Linked DNA regions of Homo sapiens: region 2 is linked to region 1. A link is a contact called in ENCODE POLR2A ChIA-PET data. All regions are on one chromosome and are shown on one strand. The core of a region is the stretch at or near the end of the contact, and the rest is flanking DNA. Distances in the headings are between cores, read along the strand shown. Region 1 overlaps ZMYND8 (zinc finger MYND-type containing 8). Region 2 overlaps NCOA3 (nuclear receptor coactivator 3).

Region 1 (5,136 bases), core at 1,482-3,981:
TCAGGGGAAATTTTTTTACTAAAAAAATGAGGCCAAGCACGGTGGCTCACGCCTGTAATCCCAGCACTTCGGGAGGCTGAGGCAGGCGGATCACTTGAGGTCAGGATTTTGAGACCAGCCTGACCAACATGGGGAAACCCCGTCTCTATTAAAAATACAAAAAAATTAGCCAGACGTGGTGGGAAACTGAGGCAGGAGAATTCCTTGAACCCAGGAGGCGGAAGTTGCAGTGAGCCGAGATCGCGCCACTGCACTCCGGTCTGTGAGAAAGAGTGAGTGAGACTCCGTCTCAAAAAATATTACTAATAGGCCGGGCGCAGTGGCTCACGCCTGTAATCCCAACACTTTAGGAGGCTGAGGTGGGCGGATCACTTGTGGTCAGGAGTTCAAGAGCAGCCTGGCCAACATAGTGAAACCCCGTCTCTACCGAAAATACAAAAATAGCCGGGTGCGGTGGCAGGCGCCTGTAGTCCCAGCTACTCAAGAGGCTGAGGCAGAAGAATCGCTTGAACCCGGGACGTGGAGGTTGCAGGGAGCCGAGACCATGCCATTGCACTCCAGCCTGGGTGACAGGGTGAGACTCCGTCTCAAAATAATAATAATAATAAATGAAAAGTAAATAAAATGAGTTTATTTTATTTATTTATTGAGATGGATTCTCACTCTGTCACCCAGGGTGGAGTGCAGTGGCACAAACTTGGCTCACTGCAACCTCCGCCCTCTGAGTTCAAGCGATTCTCCTGCCTCAGCCTCCCGACTACGTGGGATTACAGGCGCCTGCCACCGCACCCAGCTAATTTTTTTTATTTTCAGCAGAGACGGGGTTTCGCCATCTTGCCCAGGCTGGTCTTGAACTCCTGACCTCATGATCCATCCGCCTTGGCCTCCTAAAGTGCTGGAATTACAGGCGTGAGCCAACGTGCCCGGCCTATTTTATTTTATGTTTTAAAGAGATAGAGTTTTGCTATATCACCCCGGCTGGGCTCAAGCAAGCCACTTCAGCCTCCCGAATAGCTGGGACTACACGGGACGTGCTACTGTGTCCCGCTTTAAATGAGCTTAATTTTATTTTTAAAGAATGAGATTCTTGGCCGGGTGCAGTGGCTCACGCCTGTAATCCCAGCACTTTGGGAGGCCGAGGCGGGCAGATCACGAAGTCAGGAGTTCGAAACCAGTCTGGCCAACATGGTGAAACCCCATCTCTACTAAAGATACAAAAAATTAGCCGGGCATGGTGGTGTGTGCCTATAATCCCAGCTACTTGGGAGGCTGAGGCAGGAGAATCGCTTGAACCCATGAGGCAGAGGTTGCAGTGAGCCGAAATCGCCCCATTGCACTCCAGCCTGGGTGACAGGGCGAGACTCCGTCTCAAAAAAAAAAAAAAAAAAAAGATTCTTTAAATAAAAAAAGTCAAAAATTATACAAGCAGGACTTGAGAACGGGAAAGACAATGAATGTGAATGACTCAAGTTTGAAAAACGCTGCCATATGGAGTATGTCATCTTGGAGGAGCTGGGCTGGTGGGGAATAAAGGGTAGGATTTCAACAGGCGGAAAGTGAGAATCTGGAGGGAACAGCATCAGCCAAGATATGTCTAGGAATACAGAGCATTTGAGTAAGTGAGGGCAGGCAGGGAGGAGGGGCTGGAAGGGAGGTTAGAGCCAGAAGCACTGAGCAGCACGTAGAGGCGATGACCACACGGGAGCTCATTTGTAAAGGTGGCTCAGTTATGGATGCACAGGCCTCAGCCCCCGGTAAGGTGAGCCTATGCCCCAGAGAGGATATCTGGGGAACACACACCACACCCAGGTACAAGCCAGCACCCCGATCTTGGACTATGCTCCCTGACATCAAACTCCTTTAAATAAGGATTATGTCTGCCTCTTTTTCTTTTCTTTTTTTTTTTTTTTTGAGATGGAGTCTTGCTCTGTCACCCAGGCTGGAGTGCAGTGGCGCGATCTCGGCTCACTGCAAGCTCCGCCTCCTGGGTTCACACCATTCTCCTGCCTTAGCCTCCCGAGTAGCTGGGACTACAGGTGCCCGCCACCATGCCCAGCTCATTTTTTGTATTCTCAGTAGAGGCGGGGTTTCACTGTGTTAGCCAGGATGGTCTCAATCTCCTGACCTTGTGATCCACCCGCCTCGGCCTCCCAAAGTGCTGGGATTACAGGCGTGAGCCGCTGCGCCCGGCCTATGTCTGTCTTTTTAAGATCAGTATTACCCAGAAAAAGACATGAGCCTGATTACTCCAGCAAGGATTTTCATTCAGTAAGCTGTGGGTTTTAAGAAGCCAAGGAGGGAAAGAGACAAGCTGACTATCCCGACTTCAGAGGGCGTTCTCGATGGTTATCGAGATGTTGCTGGCCCTTGTACTTCCCCAGAGAGGAGAATCCAGCCAAGCTGGTCAGCAAGAGCCTGGGGTGGGTCTGGAAGGAGAGCTTCCTGCAGTGAAGAACTCCGATGCTTCCAGGGCCACCTGCCAGATATGGGGCACAGTCCCCGCCTCTTCCAGGTGGAGATGAGGTGTTGAACTGGGCCCTTCTAAGAGGAGGGCAGGGGGCAGTGCCTTAGCAGAGCTTCTAACCCACGTAAGTGCCTTCAATGCCTTCCTTTCCTGCCACATTACCAAAAAATATACTGTTATTGTTGATGAGCTAGCCTGTCTCCCCACCGTAAGGGCAACCGCAAAATGGTCGTTTTCTCTCTCCTGATTTGCAAAAGCAAACAGCCAGCAGGGCGGAGGGGTTACTGCTCTGCAGTGATCACAGCTGGCTCTCTGCCAAATAAAGAACTAGAGTATACAATCCGATAAGATTCCAGGCTCAAAATTGTTTGAAGTTATTTAGATATCAAAATATTTAAATTTCCAGGAATCCTGATGGTTTATGGAGACAAAATGAGGCTACAGGAAATTTCATTTGTCCCAGAAATCTGGAGTACATAATCAATCACCTGTAGCGGGAAAAAAAGGGTGAATTTTTTTTTAAAGGGTCAGCACCTGAGAAGCTGCCCTATCAAATTAACCTACTTAATTCCTGAATTTGTCACTGGTCACTGTTTTTCATTTATAAAGCAAGGACTTTTTAAGAGAAAAATTAGCATCCCCTTTGTAGAAGGATGGAAATTACTGATGTGCCAGTGAAAGCACAGCGAAGAGTCTAAGTGTGCTCTCTTTGCTTCTGTTCTGAGGTTATTAGCTATAAAAGCTGTTTTGCCATCTGAAGATTCATATTCTACCCATAAGCTGCATCCCTAGTGGAAGGTAAGCTGGAGGTCACAACAGCGCAATCCAAAATGCCCTTCACTTACTAAACTCTTAAGTGAAAACACATCATTGAAAAGATGCTCTCTAGCGGAGTCTGACACGAGAATTTTTCAAGACCCAAACCACCATCAGCTCTGAATTTAAGATCAATTGGTTTTGCCCCAAGCCTTAGGAAGCTGCTCTAACTGAACTGTGTTTTAGAATCATCTTCAGCTTAATTGTCCACCATCTACTAAAGCTTCCTGGAGAAATTCCCTTCAGACATCAATGTGAGGAAAAGTTCTACTTCTTTTAATCAACTAGAATGGTTTTTTGTTTTTTTGGAAAGTATGAGATCTTCTAAGGTACTGTGTTTCCCATTCTGCTTTCAGAGCCAACTTCCCTAACTCTGAAGATTGAAATAGTACAGATTTCTGTATAAAACCTTTCCCCAGACCACTTGCTATTCTACCTTCATTTTCCTTTTACATGGATGTCTTTATTTTCATCTTGTTTCATATGGTTATGTATCCTTGTCAATCTGTTGCAAATTCTTTCTGGAAGAGGTAGGGGCACAAAACCAATCAATCAAAAGATCTGTTCCAGAAAGAAAGAACAGTATAAATATGTCACTCATAGGAGCACTGCCATCTGCACCCAAATATTCCTACGATCCTCATGAAATAAATGCTACTCCTATTGTTCTCTGCAACAACAGAGACAGTCTCTCAAAACCCAATCCATAACATACTCATATTTTTCAGAGGCCATCTATAAATCTAACAGATGGGTCGGGATGGTTTGATGGCCTATCCTCCCTCCCTTATGTAACTGTATCTCTCTCTTCCTCCACTGTACCTCTCACAGACATTCTCTTTAGCTGAACTGCAGGAATCCTCTCTCACTCTGACAGCTGAGGTTCCAGAGCAGCCCAGGTTGACCATAACCACAGCAGAAAGATTCTCAAGGCCCATCCCTGACTTGCTTTAAGCCACCAGACAATGGAAACCCCAAAGGACATGGAGTTACATCTTATTCAAGGGTTTCATTGACAAGTTAGCTCCTGATAGAAGTTAGGCACAGTCAAGATTTAAACCTGGCTATCCCTTAAGTCACTCGCCACATACATAAGGTTTTATGGCTACAACCTGTAATTTGTCCTGGGGCAATGTTTCTTCTGGGCCCTTAGTTAATTCTTCAGTATCTTTATTGAGCATGTTGAATCCTCTAACCTAATTGCCAAGCCAACTCAAAAATGTGCTGAATACTTTGTCAGTGGGAAGGACATCCTTCCAATCATTCCCACACCCCTTTTGTTGGGCTTGTTAACATGCCCAGGCTGCACTAGGCTGTGGGGTAGTCACTGCTGGTTCAGAATATAACCGTAGCCTCTGAGACTCAGGGGATATTTGGCAATATTTGATTGCCACATTTGTGACTGCCACAACTGAGCAAGTAAGGTTGCCATCTGGCTGGTAGAGGCCAGGGATGCTGGAAAACATCCTCCAATACACAGGACTAAGAATTAGCCAGGGCAAACTGTCAGAAGTGCAAGGTTGTGAAACTCTGAGCTAAGTTAAATGCAAATAAGATTAAAAGCCAGTAAGGCCAGACGCAGTAGCTCATGCCTGTAATCCCAGCACTTTAGGAGGCCGAGCTGGGTGGCTCACCTGAGGTCAGGAGTTTGAGACCAGCCTGGCCAACATGGTGAAACCCTGTTTCTACTAAAAATACAAAAATTAGCCAGGCGTGGTGGCAGGTGCCTGTAATCCCAGTTACTTGGGAGGCTGAGGGAGGAGAATCACTTGAACCCGGGAGGCGGAGGTTGCAGTCAGCCGAGATTGTACCATTGTACTCCAGCCTGGGCGACAAGAGCCAAATTCTGTCCGCCC
Region 2 (5,619 bases), core at 2,710-5,209, 330 kb after region 1:
CAAGTATGAGCAGATACATCTATATAAACATTGTTCTCACACATTAAAACAATCATGTTATTTTGCTTGCATTTTTTTTTTCAATTATTGTAGCATGGGCATCCTTTTAGGTAATTGTATATGGACATCTACTGCATTATTTTCAATGGCTATGTAATATACTGTTGTTGGATGTCCTTTATTTAGTCATTCATCTGTTAATTCAGCAAAGAACTATTGAGTACCTGTCATGTGCAAGTTACTGGGGATATATTCAACAAACAGAACAAACTGAAATCTCTCACCTCAAGGAGCTTGCATCAAGTTGGAGTTTATATTCCCCTATTGATGGTCATTATTTATTTCTCCTCTTTTTTTTTTTTTTAGGTAGAATATTGTAGTGAATATCCTTGTTATATTTTTCATCTTTGTTAAAACCCCAATTGGTATCTACATCTTTTGTATCTTGATGTACTTGTGCTGTATTTCTAGCCATGGACTTGTTGAGTCTAAAGGATATATGCATTTAAAGTTTTTAATTTTTGCCACAATACCATTTTCTTTATTTTACATTTCCTGAATGCTTGGAAGGGTTGTGCACGTTTTCATGTGTTTGCTGGTCATTTGTACTACTGTGAATTGCCTACTCTGGTTCTTAGTCCATTTTTCTTAGTAGATTGTCTTTTCTTGTCTGTTTTTCTTAGTAGATTGTCTTTTCTAATTTGTAAAGCTCCTATGTATCCTAAACTTTAATTCCTTGTTTGTTTATACACCAGAGATGTTTTCTTTCTGTTACTTAACTATAGGGTGGTGGTTTTTTTTTTAGAAGGAGTTTTACACTTGTTGCCCAGGCTGAAGTGCAGTGGCACGATCTCGACTCACTGCAACCTCTGCCTCGTGGGTTCAAGCAATTCTCCTGCCTCAGCCTCCAGAGTAGCTGGGATTACAGGCATGTGCCACCATGCCTGGCTAATTTTGTATTTTTAGTAGAGACGAGGTTTCTCCACGTTGGCCAGGCTGGTCTTGAACTCCTGACCTCAAGTCACACGCCTGCCTCGGCCTCCCAATGTGCTAGGATTACAGGCATGAGCCACGGTGCCTGGCCCCAGATGTCTCTCTTAATGAGTGGCTGAGCTGTATGTTTTTTTTACTCTCAGAGACATGGCTTTCCCTTATCCAGAGGCAGTGTCACTGGTAGGGAGGATCTCGATTATTTAGTCTTTGTAACTGCCCTGCTGTTTTAGATAGGTAGGGCAGGGCTGGGCACAGTGACTCACATCTGTAATCCCAGCACTTTGGGAAACTGAGGTGGGCAGATCGCGTGAGCCCAGGAAGTTGGAGATCAGCCTGGGTGACATGGTGAAACTCTGTCTCTACTAAAACCACAAAAATTAGCTGGGCATAGTGTCATGCACCTGTAGTCCCAGCTACTTGGAAAGCTGAGGCAGGAGGATCACTTCACCCTGGGAGGCAGAGGTTGCCTTGAGCTCTGGTCATGCCACTGCACTCCAGCCTCAGCCTGGGTGACAGACTGAAACCCTGTTCCAAAAAAGGAAGAAACTGAGGAGGGAGGTGGGGTAACATAGCTAGTAATTAGGACAGCTGGGATTTGAATCTTTTTTTCCTCCTTCCAGATCCATTGGAACAAGCATTATTTTTGATAATACTCCCATGACCATCCACTAACTTCTTATACTTCCTAAAAGTGATGTTGTATACTAGCTTTGTATGGTTCTTTCATTGACACCATTAAACCTAAGTTTAAAAATGAAGCATGTCATTCCCTCTCCCACCATTTAAAAATTTTTTTTTATTTGATGCTGAGTTTCTCTCTGTTGCCCAGGCTGGAGTGCAGTCGCACGATCTTGGCTCACTGCAACCTCTGCCTCCCGGGTTCAAGCGATTTCTGGCTAATTTTTGTATTTTCAGTAGAGATGGGCTTTCATCATGTTGGCCAGGCTGGTCTCGAACTCCAGACCTCAAGTGATCCACCTGCCTCGGCCTCCCAAAGTGCTAGGATTACAGGCGTGAGCCACTGTGGCTGACTTCTCCCACCCCTCCCTTTTTGTTCCCAGTTCTCATTGGTCTACAGTGTGAGTCCCAAGCTGGAATTTGGAAGAAGCTTGGGGCTATTGGACATAATGATAATAAAATAGTTAATTGATTAACTATAATTAACATGAATAATGAAATCCACCATTATATAGCGCTATCTGTCTGGAACAGTCGTGTGGTTGGTTCCTTTTAGCTCTTGGATTAAATGTTGTATCTTAGGAGAGCCCTTCCCAGACCTGAAATTACTTTCTTCTCCCTCTTCTTCCCCCTTATCTATATCACCTTATTTATTTATTTTTGAGATAGGGTCTTGCTCTGTCTCCCAGGCTGGAGTGCAGTGGTGCCATTTCAGCTCACCGCACCCTCAACCTCCTGGGCTCAAGCGATCCTTTCACCTCAGCCTCCAGAATAGCTGGGACCACAGGCACGTGCTACCATGCCCAGCTAATTTTTGTATTTTTTGCAGAGACAGGTTTTGCCGTGTGCCCAGGCTGGTCTTGAAATCCTGAGCTCATGCAGTTAACCCACCTTGGCCACCCACAGTGTTGAGATTACAGGCATGAGCCACTGCGCCTAGCCCTAATGTGCTTTTTAAAGAGTAAGCATAGCTGGGTAGAGTGGCGTGTACCTGTAGTCCTGAGTACTTGGGAGACTGAGGCAGGAAGATTGCTTGAGCCCAGGAGTTGGAAGCCAGCCTGGGCAACATAGCAAGACTGTCAAAAAAGAAAAAGAAGAAATTTAAAAAAGTACTATTAGTACTAACAGTTTACATGGTATAGTACTATGTATGTATGTATGTATGTATGTATGTATGTATGTATGTATGTATGTATTTTGAGACGGAGTCTTGCTCTGTCACCAGGCTGGAGTGCAGTGATGTGATCTTAGCTCACTGCAACCTCTGCCTCCTGGGTTCAAGCGATTCTCCTGCCTCAGCCTCCCGAGTAGCTGGGACTACAGGTGTGCACCACCACACCCAGCTAATTTTTGTATTTTTAGTAGAGATGGAGTTTCGCCATGTTGGTCAGGATGGTCTTGATCTCTTGACCTTGTGATCCCCCCGCCTCGGCCTCCCAAAGTGCTAGGATTACAGGTGTGAGCCACTGCACTCGGTTGTACTTTGTTTTGTTTGATGTAACATAAAATATTTGAGTACTTTTCTTTCTTTCTTTTTTTTTTTTAAAGAGCTAGGATGTTATACTATTGGCCCAGGCTAGAGTGCAGTGCAGTGGTGCAATCACAGCTCACTCAACCTCGAACTCCTGGGCTCAAGTGATCCTCTCACCTCAACCTCCCAAGTAGTTGGGAGTAAAGGTTCATGTCATCACACCTGGCTAATTCTTTTCTTTCTTTTTTGAGACTGAGTTTCATTGTTGTTGCCCAGACTGGAGTGCAGTGGCATGATCTTGGCTCACTGCAACCTCTGCCTCCTGGGTTCAAGTGATTCTCTTGCCTCAGCCTCACAAGTAGCTGGGATTACAGGTACATGCTACCGTGCCCGGCCAATATTTTGTATTTTTAGTAGAGACGGGGTTTCACCATGTTGGCCAGGCTGGTCTCCAACTCCTGACCTCAGGTGATCCACCCACCTTGGCCTCCCAAAGTGCTGGGATTACAGGTGTGAGCCACCGTGCCAGGCCAATTATTTTACTTTCTTTTTGTAGAGATGGGGTCTTTCTGTGTTGCCCAGGCTGGTCTTGAACTCCTGTCCTCAAGTGTTCCTCCAGCCTCACAAAGGATTGGGATTACAGTCATGAGCCACCATACCTGGTGGCTTTTAAGTCTTTTGTTAAAAACAACTCTGGCAGAGCAAGAAGACATACAGGCCACTATTTTGTTTGCTTTTGTTTTATAGTCAGTATTTCCTTTCAAGTTCTATTTTTGGCACAGAAGCTGCATTGGTCCTGGAAGAAGACCAGGCAACAAGCTGCTGTGGCTCCAGTTGAGTTTACTTTCCTTGACAAGTGAGGAATGCATTGGGTACTTGAATAAAACCAGGGAGGAATGATGGCACTTCCGTTGTGCCAGACCGTGGCAAGAAGCTAGGCAGCTACTGTAAGTCTGTACTTTTTTTCTGTTATCTTTGGAATAGTTCACATGGTAGAAGAAAAAAAAATACAGGCATACCTCAGACCATTGTGATAAAATGAATATTGTGATAAAATGAGTCACTAATTTTTTGGTTTCCCAGTAGATAAAAAGTTATGTTTACACTCCATTCTGTTAAGTGTGCAGTAGCATTATGTCTAAAGAAACAATGTATATACCTTAATTAAAAAAATACTTTATTGTGGCCTGGTGGGTAGCTCCATCCCAGCACTTGGGGAAGCTAAGGCAGGTGGATCCCTTTAGCTCCATGAGACCAGCGTGGGCAACATGGCAAGATTCCATCTCTACCAAAACGATGTAAGAATTAACCAGGCGTGGTGGTGGTGTGTGCCGGTAATCCCAGCCATTTGGGAGGCTGAGGTGGGAGGATCACTTGAACCTGGGAGGCAGAAGCTGCAGTGAGCCAATATTGTGCCACCACACTCCAGCTTCGGTGACAGAGCCAGACTCTGTCTCAAAAAAAAAAAAATTATTGCTAAAAAATGCTGATTGATCATCTTAACATTTAGTAAGCTGTAAATCTTGCTGGGTGAAGGTCTTGCCTCAGTATTGATGGATGCTGACTGATCAGGGTGGTGGTTAATGAAGGCTGGGGTGGCTGGGACAAATTAAAACAGTTTTTTTTTTTTTTGAGGCAGAGTTTTGCTCTGTTGCCCAGGCTGGAGTGCAGGGTGTGATCACAGCTAACTATAACCTCTGCCTTCCGGGTTCAAGCAGTTCTTCTGCCACAGCCTCTCATGCTGAGGCAGGAGGATCACTTGAGCCCAGGAGTTCAAGACCAGGATCACTTGAGCCCACGAGTTTGAGACCAAGCTGGGCAACATAGCAAGACCCCATCTCTATAAAATATTACAAAAATTAGCTGGGCATGGTGGCATGCGCCTGTAGTCCCAGCTACTCGGGAGGCTGAGGTGGGAGGACTGCTTGGGCCTGGGAGGCAGATGTTGCAGTGAGCCAAGATTGTGCCTCTGCACTCCAGCCTGGGCAACAGAGCCAGACCCTATCTCCCCACCCCATACCGTCCCCCAATAAAAAATAAATAATTTTGTTTTTTTAAAGGCTGGATGCGGTGGCTCATGCCTGTAATCCCAGCACTTGGGGAGGCTGAGGTGGGTGAATCACCTGAGGTCAGGAATTTGAGACCAGCCTGGCTAACATGGTGAAACCCTGCCTGTCTCTATTAAAAATACAAAAATGAGCCAGACATGGTGGAGGCGCCTGTAATCCCAGCTACTTGGGAGGCTGAGGCACAAGAATTGCTTGAACTCGGGAGGCGGAGGTTGTAGCGAGCTGAGATTGTGCCACTGCACTCCAGCCTGGGTGACGGAGAGACCCTGTCTCAACAACAGCAACAACAAAAGTCAATCCTCTCAAAACCCTGCTGCTCATGGCTGGGCGCAGTGGCTCACGCCTGTAATCTCAGCACTTTGGGAGGCCGAGGAGGGCGGATCACAAGGTCAGGAGATCAAGACCATC

What was found. ChIA-PET counts read pairs that join two places held with the same protein, here RNA polymerase II (POLR2A).
Region 2: POLR2A ChIA-PET joins it to region 1 with 16 read pairs in H1. The contact joins two enhancer-like sites. POLR2A ChIA-PET finds 5 or more read pairs at or near these places in 4 of 52 experiments (AG04450, Caco-2, H1 and 1 more).

The regions. Positions count from the first base shown.
Region 1 is chr20:47,239,925-47,245,060 of GRCh38, forward strand. All of the region lies in intron 14 of ZMYND8 (zinc finger MYND-type containing 8), which reads right to left. Among named protein-coding and RNA genes, the nearest start is that of MIR3616, 76 kb to the left of the region's middle. Within about 2 kb of position 2,732, at least 4 of the 41 ENCODE cell types and tissues checked have a DNase peak (open chromatin) inside an H3K27ac peak, as active enhancers do.
Region 2 is chr20:47,564,197-47,569,815 of GRCh38, forward strand. The region is part of intron 1 of NCOA3 (nuclear receptor coactivator 3); the gene reads left to right. Among named protein-coding and RNA genes, the nearest start is that of NCOA3, 65 kb to the left of the region's middle. Within about 2 kb of position 3,960, at least 11 of the 41 ENCODE cell types and tissues checked have a DNase peak (open chromatin) inside an H3K27ac peak, as active enhancers do.